2 separate regions of the Homo sapiens genome follow, and region 2 is linked to region 1. Evidence: read pairs that join two places in POLR2A ChIA-PET (ENCODE). Cell type or tissue: OCI-LY7. All regions are shown on one strand.

What was found. ChIA-PET counts read pairs that join two places held together with the same protein. Peaks named below come from ENCODE experiments on the same cell type or tissue, not always from the same donor. Only the 100,000 strongest peaks of a DNase experiment are listed, where the experiment ranks them.
Region 2: POLR2A ChIA-PET joins it to region 1 with 5 read pairs; 1 of 35 experiments calls an interaction of 5 or more read pairs at or near these places.

The regions. Positions count from the first base shown.
Region 1 is chr17:78,190,215-78,195,214 of GRCh38, reverse strand. AFMID (arylformamidase) reads right to left here. Exons shown (of 11, transcript NM_001010982.5): 2 at 4,155-4,245. Among named protein-coding and RNA genes, the nearest start is that of AFMID, 5.4 kb to the right of the region's middle. In OCI-LY7, a CTCF peak has its summit at 4,851 (motif pointing right); a DNase peak (open chromatin) is centred at 2,424; H3K4me3 peaks cover 1,761 bases; H3K27ac peaks cover 2,759 bases.
Region 2 is chr17:78,723,215-78,728,214 of GRCh38, reverse strand. All of the region lies in intron 1 of CYTH1 (cytohesin 1), which reads left to right. Among named protein-coding and RNA genes, the nearest start is that of CYTH1, 57 kb to the left of the region's middle. RefSeq lists enhancers at 2,298-2,377, 2,748-2,797, 4,125-4,630. In OCI-LY7, a CTCF peak has its summit at 3,670 (motif pointing left); a DNase peak (open chromatin) is centred at 2,453; H3K4me3 peaks cover 850 bases; H3K27ac peaks cover 3,324 bases.

The DNA.
Region 1 (5,000 bases):
TGTCTCAAAAGAAAAAAAAAAAGAAAGAAACTGTCCCCTTTAAACACTCACTCCCCATTCCTCCCTCCCCTTGCCCCTACCAACCACCATTCCATTTCTTGTCTTTATTAATTTGACTTCTCTAGGGACCTCATTTAAATGAAATCATACAGAATTTGAACTTTTGTATCTGGATAAAAAATATATACAGCATTTTGCTGACTGTAAAATGTATTTTTTTGGGCCGGGTACGGTGGCTCACGCCTGTAATCCCAGCACTTTGGTAGGCTGAGGCAGGTGGATCACCTGAGGTCGGGAGTTTGAGACCAGCCTGACCAACATGGAGAAACCCCGTCTCTACTAAAAATAAAAAATCAGCCAGGCGTGGTGGCACATGCCTGTAATCCCAGATACTCAGGAGGCTGAGGCAGGAGAATCGCTTGAACCTGGGAGGCGGAGGTTGCGGTGAGCCGAGATTGCGCCATTGCACTCCAAGCCTGGACAACAAGAGCAAAACTCCGTCTTAAAAAAAAAAAAGTATTTTTACTGAAGGTCACAGTAAAACTAATTTAAAAGCTAGTGGTAAAGGAAATGGTTCTTAAACCCCCTCTCTGCCAGCCTCCTGCGCCCTGACCATACTCACACAGCAGTTAGACTTTGTTCTCCCTGAGCCCAGATGAGGGCGGCCAGGCCTTGATGGGGATGAGGCTGTCTACTCATTAAAAGCGAACATCCCTCATTGCAAGTTAACAGGCTGGCATTGTAAGGACGAATACAAATAAAAAATGAGAAAAAATATAATTCTCCCTGGTGCAAAGAAGGCAAAGTGTGGCTCACGCCTATAATCCCAGCACTTTGGGAGGCGAGCAGATCACTCGAGGCCAGGAGTCCCAGACCAACCTGGCGAACATGGTGAAACCCCGCCTCTACTAAAAATACAAAATTAGCTGGCGTGGTGGCACGCGCCTGTAAATTCCAGCTACTCGGGAGGCTGAAACACAAGAATGTGAGACACAAGAATGGCTTGAACCCAGGAGGCAGAGGTTGCAATGAGCCAAAATCACGCCACTGCACTCCAGCCTGGGTGACAAAGCGAGGCCTTGTCTCAAAGAAAAAAAAAAAAAACCCAATACATAAAGAAATATGCAGCCTTGAACTCCAAGGCAGCAGTAATCCTCCCACTTCAGCCTCTCAAGTAGGTGGAACTGCAGGTGCACACTACGGCACCCTGCTAATTTTTAAATTTTTTTTTTTTTTTTTGAGATGGAGTCTCGCTCTGTCGCCCAGGCTGGAGTGCAGTGGCATGATCTCAGCTCACTGCAAGCTCCACCTTCTGGGTTCAAGCCATTCTCCTGCCTCAGTCTCCAGAGTAGATGGGACTACAGGTGCCCGCACCACGCCCAGCTAATTTTTTGTATTTTTAGTAGAGACAGGGTTTCACCGTGTTAGCCAGGATGGTCTCAATCTCCTGACCTTGTGATCTGCCCACCTCAGCCCCGCAAAGTGCTGGGATTACATGCGTGAGCTGCCACGCCTGGCCTTTAAATTTTTTGTAGAGGCAGGTTATTGCTATGTTGCCCAGGCTGGTCTCAAACTCCTGGCCTCAAAGGATCCTCGTGCTTTGACCTCCCACAGTACTGGGATTACAGGCGTGTGTGACAGTTCCTGGCCTCTTTTTTTTTTTTCCTTTTTAATCCTTTCCTTTTAATTTTCTTTCATTCATATGACTTGAAGTTTCAATAGTGCGTGCTTTTTACATCTGACATTCTTTCTCAATAGGGTCAGCTCTTTTTATCACTCAAGACAATTAAGACAGGCAAATAGGTTTGCTTACAGCTTTTTTTTTTTTTTTTTTTTTTTTTTTTGAGACAGAGTCTCGCTCTGTCGCCCAGGCTGGAGTGCAGTGGCGCGATCCCGGCTCACTGCAAGCTCCACCTCCCAGGTTCACACCATTCTCCTGCCTCAGCCTCCTGAGTAGCTGGGACTAGAGGCGCCCGCCACCATGCCTGGCTAATTTTTTATATTTTTAGTAGAGATGGGGTTTCACCGTGTTAGCCAGGATGGTCTCGATCTCCTGACCTCATGATCCGCCCGCCTCGGCCTCCCAAAGTGCTGGGATTACAGGCATGAGCCACCACGCCTGGCTGCTTACAGCTCTTGTATGTTTCACCACACTCATGTATTTATCGAGCAAATAGAGATGAATTTGGATCAGAGCTGAGCACAGCAAGGAACATGAAGAGCCCAGGAAACAGCTCCCCCCCAATCTATTGAGACAGGAGGATGGTGGAATTGCTGGAATACACTTCTAACAAGTCTGTTCCTCCTCCTGGGTTCTCTCCGCTTAGAAAACCACCAAGCCCAGGAGCCCAGGCATCTGCCTCTGAAAGGCTGTGTTGAGCCTGCTGCAACAGAGCTAATTTGCCAAGCATGGTTGGCTGCGTCCTCACCTACACTTCCTCCTCGGGGCCTGCTCCCCATCCCAGCACGGATGCATTACCAGGTGTTCAGATCGTGGTACAGCACTTTGCAGATACAGGGTAGAGATGGAAATGGACCTTAAGACTTCACTAGTTTACAGGTTCCCAAGTCCAGATTTCTTTAAAGAAAGAAAAGGTGAAAGTCCAGGCACGGTGGCTCATACCTGTAATCCCAGCACTTTGGGAGGCCGAGGCAGGTGGATGACCTGAGGTCGGGAGTTTGAGACCAGCCTAACCAACATGGAGAAACCCCATCTCTACTAAAAATACAAAATTAGCTGGGCTTGGTGGCACAGGCCTGTAATCCCAGCTACTCAGGAGGCTGAGGCAGAAGAATCGCTTGAACCTGGGAGGTGGAGGTTGCAGTGAGCCGAGATTGCACCTTTGCACTCCAGCCTGGGCAGCAAGAGCAAAACTCCGTCTCAAAAAAAAAAAAAAAAAAAAAGTCCAGCCATGGTGGCTCACACCTGTAATCCTAGCACTTTGGGAGGCCGAGGAGGGCGAATCACCTGAGGTCAGGAGTTCAAGACCAGCCTGACCAACATGGAGAAACCATATCTCTACTAAAAAAAAAAAAAAATACAAAACACTTAGCAGGGCGTGGTGGCGCATGCCTGTAATCCCAGCTACTCAGGAAGCTGAGGCAGGAGAAGCACTTGAACTCAGGAGGCGAAGTTAGCGGTGAGTCGAGATCATGCCATTGCACTCCAGCCTGGGCAACAAGAGCGAAACTCTGTCTCAAAAACAAAAAAAAGAAAGAAAGAAAAGGCGGCCAGGCACGATGGCTCATGCCTGTAATCCCAGCACTTTGGGAGGCCGAGGCAGCCAGATCACGAGGTCAAGAGATGGAGACCATCCTGGCCAACATGGTGGCCCCATCTCTACTAAAAATACAAAAATCAGCTGGGTGTGGAGAGGTGCGCCTATAGTCCCAGCTACTCAGGAAGCTGAGTCAGGAGAATCGCTTGAACCCGGGAAGCAGAGGTTGCAGTGAGCTGAGATCGCGCCACTGCACTCCAGCCTGGGCAACAGAGCAAGACTCAGTCTCAAAAAAAAAAGAGGCTTCATTGCTTTTTTTTTTTTTTGAGACAGGGTCTCACTGTTACCCAGGCTGGCATGCAATGATGTAATCTCAGCTCACTGCAACCTCTGCCTCCCAGGTTGAAGCAATTCTCATGCCTCAGGTTCCCGAGTAGCTGGAATTACAGGTGTCCAGCTAATTTTTGTATTTTTTTGTAGAGATAGGGTTTTGCCATGTTGGCCAGGCTGGTCTTGAACTCCTGGCCTCAAGTGATATACCTGCCTCGGCCTCCCAAAGTATTGCTTTTTAGGAATAGTGACCGCATTCCACATTCAGCAGCGGATGGGGAACGTTCCTCTGTTCACTTCACCTCCCTATGCCAACCACAGCCCGCAGCCTTACGGGCCTGGGTATGGATGGCTGAGCAAGAAAGGCCAGGCATGGTCGACTGAGCCGTGGACCTCCCCCGGACCTCTCCTGCCTCCAGTAGTCCCTGCAGCAAGGGGTCCTGGGCACCTGCCCCTGAGCAGGGAGGTTTATAAAGTGCCTGGTGTTTGGGAAATGCCCCTCGAGGCCCAGGTGGTGCAGCACAGCCCCCCCAACCCCCAGCATTCTGAATCACTGCCACATGCTTAAGGACACCCAATGCGGCCACGGAGAGGTCACACTAGTACCTTCAATTCCTATCTGTGAGTAGGTCCTCAAGGCTTCCTCTGCTCCCAGTCGGACAACCCATCGGCTGGGACAGTACTGATTCTCCAGCTCCTGCAGGGCACAAACATGAGGCTCCGTAAGACTTTCCTTCTCAACAGAGTGTGCCCCTCCCCCTCGCCCATGCCCGGCTGCTCCTCTCTGCCTTAGAAGCCCTCGCCCCAGTATCCCAGGGTCTCCAAGATGCCCTCAGATCCATGGTCTAGAGGTATACCAGCGACCGCTGTGCCTTTAGCCAGCTGGCAGCCTTAAGGGGAGATGAGGTCCCCCAAACGAATTCAGTTAATGCCATCATGGGCACCACTCCCACAGCAGTTACGACCAGGGGAGGCCAGGTGGCCCGGTGGCTCACGCCTGTAATCCTAGCACTTTGGGAGCCTGAGGCAGGTGGATCACTTGAAGTCAGAAGTTTGAGACCAGCCTGGCCAACATGGCAAAACCCCATCTCTACTGAAAACAAAAACTAGCCGAGCGTGGTGGTGTGCACCTGTAATCCCAGCTACTTGGGAGGCTGAGGCAGGAGAATTGCTTAAGCCTGGGAGGTGGAGGTTGCAGTGAGCCGAGATCGCACCACTGCACTCCAGCCTAGCGACAGAGCAAGACTCTACCTCAAAAAAATTAAAAAAGGAGGAGCTGATCTGCGCTGAGAGGGTGCGATTCTGACCACAGGAGGTCACTGCACAGTCAAAGGCACAGAGGTGAGGAGGAAGGAATGAAAGGTCAGTTTGCAAATGCTGGCAGGCCCTATGGCTGACACACAGAGGTGAGGCTGGGAGGCTGGGCTGGAGGAGGAGGGGCGGTGAATGTCG
Region 2 (5,000 bases), 530 kb before region 1:
TGGGGTCTTTCTACCTTTGCTCAGGTCCCCTTTGTTTTCCATGTTTCTTTTTCCTGTCTAGATGAGAGGCTGGCCCTGCTGCAGGAACCAGCCTGGCTTGGGGAGGATTTACCAGTGTTTGGGGTAGAATAGAGTTTGTCCAGAGAAACTGACTATATCGTGCCACCTAGAGGTGGGCATCCATTTGTCGTGGAGGGAGGCCATAGGACACCTGCATGATATCAGGGACTCACTGCCCTCTCATGGGTCAGCACCTCTTCAGCTAGTTCTGGAGTGGGTGTGCTGCCCTGGATCTCAAAGGTGCAGAGCTTGGCCTGCCTTCTGCTCCTCCTCACTGCTCTCCTTGGCTGCCCCTGCCATAGGTCTCGTCTTTCTTCCTCCTACAGTTCTGCCCCCTGCATGGGCAGGAGATAGGGGACGGTCCAAGAGCAGCCTCATGAGAGCAGCCAAGACAGAGAAGAAGAAGCCTGCCCTCCTAACACACTGAGTTGGCACCAGAAGGATGCACTCGCCAGGAGGCTTGGGTCGGCCGTGCCTGCTCCAGCCTTGCCCTGCTGGTAGGTGGAGGCAGGGGGCCAGTATCCTGGACCTTCCCGCGACTTGGAAGGCTGGTGCCCTAGTCAGCTCCTTCTTACACCTCTCCCAAACTTTTGCAAACCCGGACTCGGGGCAACTCTGGTAAGGGTGATGTCTGGAACAGGGAGCCAGTTTGTTTCTATTTTGAGGTGCAGGTAGAAATGACCTTCCTTTCAAGAGATCTTCAAGGACTTCTCAGAGCAGGAACAGATGCCAGTTTTTGCTTCTTTGAAGAAGATTTTATGCTCCTAGCATTTACTAAAGAATAATGAGGCATTTTTAAGTGTAAGGAGTGGAATAGAATTTAAAGAAAAAAGTAAAAAAAACCCCAGGCCTCTGTTTTCATGGGACACAGAAGGAGGGGAGATTGAGAATGCTGACTCGCCTAAAAGCTTTATGCTTATCATGTCTGTGGTGCTTGGAGCCTGTGGCCCAGGTGATTTGGGGTTTGGGGACGCCTCATGGGCAGAGAGGACCTTTGAGCAGCATTGTGAATTCGTGGGTTTGGGATGCTGATGAAACTGCGAGATTTGAATGTATTCCTTGTGCCTCATTTTCCGCTTTAGAAATAAAATGATTGATGCACATTGCCCTTGCACGCTTGTCAGAGGGTCACTTTCTGGTTGCACCTGTCCTTGAGCCTGAGAGAGAGAACTGGAAAGAGGATGGGAAGTCAGTAGTGGTTTGGGGAATTAGTGCTGGATAAGGATGGTAGTTGAAGGTGTGAGTTGGAGTAGGGCAAAAAACCACTTATTTCTTTGCTACCGCTTCTGAACAGGAGTGCAGACCGCGGTGCAGTGAAGACTACGCAAAGCTTCCAGTCCCTTTTCTTTCTCATGGCGCCTGGCTGCCGCTTCTTGCTCTTCCAGAAGAGCTTCTTTATCTCTCGCCCAACTCAACAGCAGAATAGAATCCACCTGTCTCGGTGTCAAATTCAAAGGCACCACAGTCTGCCTGGAGCTTGCTCTTCCAGACTCTGTCCCTTGTGTTGCCCTTTCCACCTCTGCCTGGACTGCCCTCTCCCAGGCTCTCGCGTGGAACCGTCTTGGACTAACCTGGGCCCTGCTCTTCTCTGAGCCCCACTCCGCATAGCACCTTGCAGACAGCATTTATTTGGCATTTACGGGCTGCCTGTTTCTTTTTTCTTTAAAAGGAATAGTAACACATGAGCTCTTGGAGGGCCGAAACCATGTCTTTTCAGCATTGTGTCTTCCACAGTAACTGACAGGGGGCCTCTTCCACAGTAACTGACAGGGGGCCTCGTTTCCATGCAGTGAACTTTTTAAAAGATTGTTGAGGCCGGGCGCGGTGGCTCACGCCTGTAATCCTAGCACTTTGGGAGGCTGAGGCGGGCAGATCACAAGGTCAGGAGATCGAGACCATCCTGGCTAATGGTGAAAACCTGTCTCTACTAAAAATACAAAAAAATTAGCCAGGCGTGGTAGCGGGTGCCTGTAGTCCCAGCTGCTAGGGTGGCTGAGGCAGGAGAATGGCGTGAACCTGGGAGACAGAGCTTGCAGTGAGCCGAGATCGCGCCACTGCACTCCAGCCTGGGTGACAGAGCAAGACACCGTCTCAAAAAAAAAAAAAAAAAAAGACTGTTGAATTATGAGTCTGAGAAATTATTTTTTAAAACGTTCATGTTTTCTGTTGGTCCTGAGATTCCTATTCTGTGGCCAGTCGTTTCCTGTGATTCTCTCTGATGGATGTGGTTTCATAAGCTTGATTGTGTGGTATATATTGTGGCATCTGTTTTGTTCAGATATGAGGAGGGCCACACTGTAGACTTCTTGGTTGCAGCTTTTCTTGTAACTTCTTTGTCCACTGACATCCTTTTCTCATGTTGTCTGTGCCTAGAATTAACTGAAAGTGCAGGTTTTTGCCACCTGCAGTCTCTGGCCTGGGTCAAGCTAAAGCCTTTGCCTAGGTTCACACACCACAGGTAAACCCCGGCTGTGATCCACTCTGTCGGCGTAGTGGAAGCTGGCCATGTTAAAGAGAGAGTCATAGTGAGCCTTGCACATGATGACTGAGTCTTCTGTAGAGAGTCACGGGTCAGAACTCACCTGCTGGGCTCTTTCAATCCCTGAAGAGAGTGTGTATGTGTATATGTGTATTTGTGTAAAAACCAGTGATGTCACCTCAAAATAAGACAGCCCTTAGGACTATGAAAAGTGCTATGAGAATATTTACAGTACAAGATATTACTGAAAAGCAAGAGCTTAATCTCACATGAAATCCCTGGGAAACATGGTGGTAGATAACCAGCGTGGATAGTCCAGGCTGTCTTCACTGAGTTTGTTTGTATCACGTAATTTATCACCTGGTTATTTACCAAGTGATAAAGAAGGTCATCAGGTGATGGTTAATATGGGTAAACTGAGCAGGGAGCATGGCTGGAGGAATCTGAGTTCTCCCTGTAGGAGGTAAGACTCGACGGATGGCGGATGGTGAGGATGAGCTTCTGAACAAGAAGAAAGAAGCAAAGAGATGTAACTGAGTACTCTGGTGGATCCCGGGAAAGTGGAATCTTCCTTGGACTGGGAGGAGAGGTGGGATGGCTTACTAGACAGTGAGAAGGAGGAAGACAGGGGCCCAGGGACGTGTTGCACTGGGACTCTCAATATACATTTTGTAGAATGTAGAATTTTAGAATTTGTTTTTCATGGACTTAGTATGATTCTTTTAAATAAGTACTACTCTCTTGACACTAAAAGAAAATTGTTCACACTATGGCTGTTTCTTGAAAGACAAGATACAACGCAGAGCCAGGGTATTTGGGTCAGGCCTGGTGGCACTGCCTGGTGATGAGGACGTCTGTTTGCATTCCCCAGCCAGCCCAACCCCCATGGCATGGCAGTGGAGGCAGGGCTTGCAGAGGGGCGGGTGCCTTCCATGACTGATTTCCTAACGGCAGGAGACTGGAAAGGAGGGAGGGTATGGGAGTGTTTTTAGGATTTCCACCCCCTCTTCCATTGTTTATCTAGAGCAATGGTTCTTAACCAGGACAGTTTTGTCCCGCAGGGGACATTCAGCAATGCCTGGAGACATTTTTGGTTGTCAAACCTGGTTGTGGGGAATTGGGATGGGGATGCTGCTGGCACCTAGTGGGTAGAGGCCAGGGACGCAGCTAAGCACCCTGCAAGGCACAGGGAAGCCCCCACCACAAAGAGTGACCTGCTCCCTGTGCCAGTAATGCCCAGACTGAAGAACCCTGCTCTAGCACGGTGATTTCCCTTTTACTTTCTCTCCTTGGTTATTTTAGAATTGTTTAAAAAATATCTCCTCCCTTCTTAGTCAAAAGCTGTGTGTGGTCTGCAGTAACCCTGTATTCTGTGTCACTTAGGGGCCTGGGTCTCTGGAGTTCATGCTTTTGGGACTGGGGTCCCAAATCTGCGTGTTTAACAGGCGCCCTTGGTGATTCTCGTGCCCTCTGAGGTTTGAGAGCTGCTATCCTCAGGCTGTAGCCATATTTCTTGTCACCAGCCATCTTGTATTATCATCCCCAAGGTTCGCTTGCCTAACATTCCAACCTGATAATAGGCAGGTGTCCTCAAAGGCGATGCCACAGCCTCTGGTGAAGAAATAACCATTGGTGGCTGCGAGTGTACTGAGTAGGAGGCGAGTCCTTCTTGGTGAAAAGGCTGGAGTGTCCCTCGTGGAAGTGGAGGGCATGGGATCCCTGGAGGAAGGGAGCAAAGGATACTCCTCCTGAAGCCCCTCCAGGACGGTGTTGGAGCAGTCTGGTCAGTGCCACTTTGCCTGCTGACCTGATGCGGGGCAGTGGAAAGGACTAGGCTTGTGCCTTTGGGGTGACAGAACATCCACCCCCTAGATCCAGTCTCTTGTTTATCCATGCAGAAAGGAGAGGGCATCTGGAGTAAGGTTGGCATTCTTGCAGTGAAAGCAGGCATTAGGCTTTTGCTTCTGAGGGAGAGAGGAAAGCAAGTGCAGCCTGTGCGCAAATGCTGGTGGTGCCTCCCCTCCCCCCCGGGAGGCCGGGAATGGGGGATAGTAGGAGGGGCTGGCTGTGACTGCATTCATGGAAATGAGCCTGGAGGAGCGGAGCAGCACACACTCGGAGCGTCTGCTAGGGCTGCAGCTCTGCGCGTCCATCTCTGCGCTCTGCGCCAGCCTTCCCCACCGGGCCCAGCGAGTTTCCACCTGCAGGGCCGGTGCTCTCAGCTTTTGTTTTCTCTGGACACCTTCTTCTCTACCCCTGCTGTGCTGGCGCACACATGCTGTCCTTGCTCCGGCTCTCCCTGCACCTACAGCTGTGGGAGCTCCCGGCAGCCTGGTACTGTGGGGTCGCTGCACGGAGCCACCATGGCCTCTGACGTGGAGAGCTGTGACCTGCCGAGGCTTTGATGTTGCTGCCCAGGGCTGGCCAGGACACTGGGGCCGCAGGAGAGGGGACTCACCGT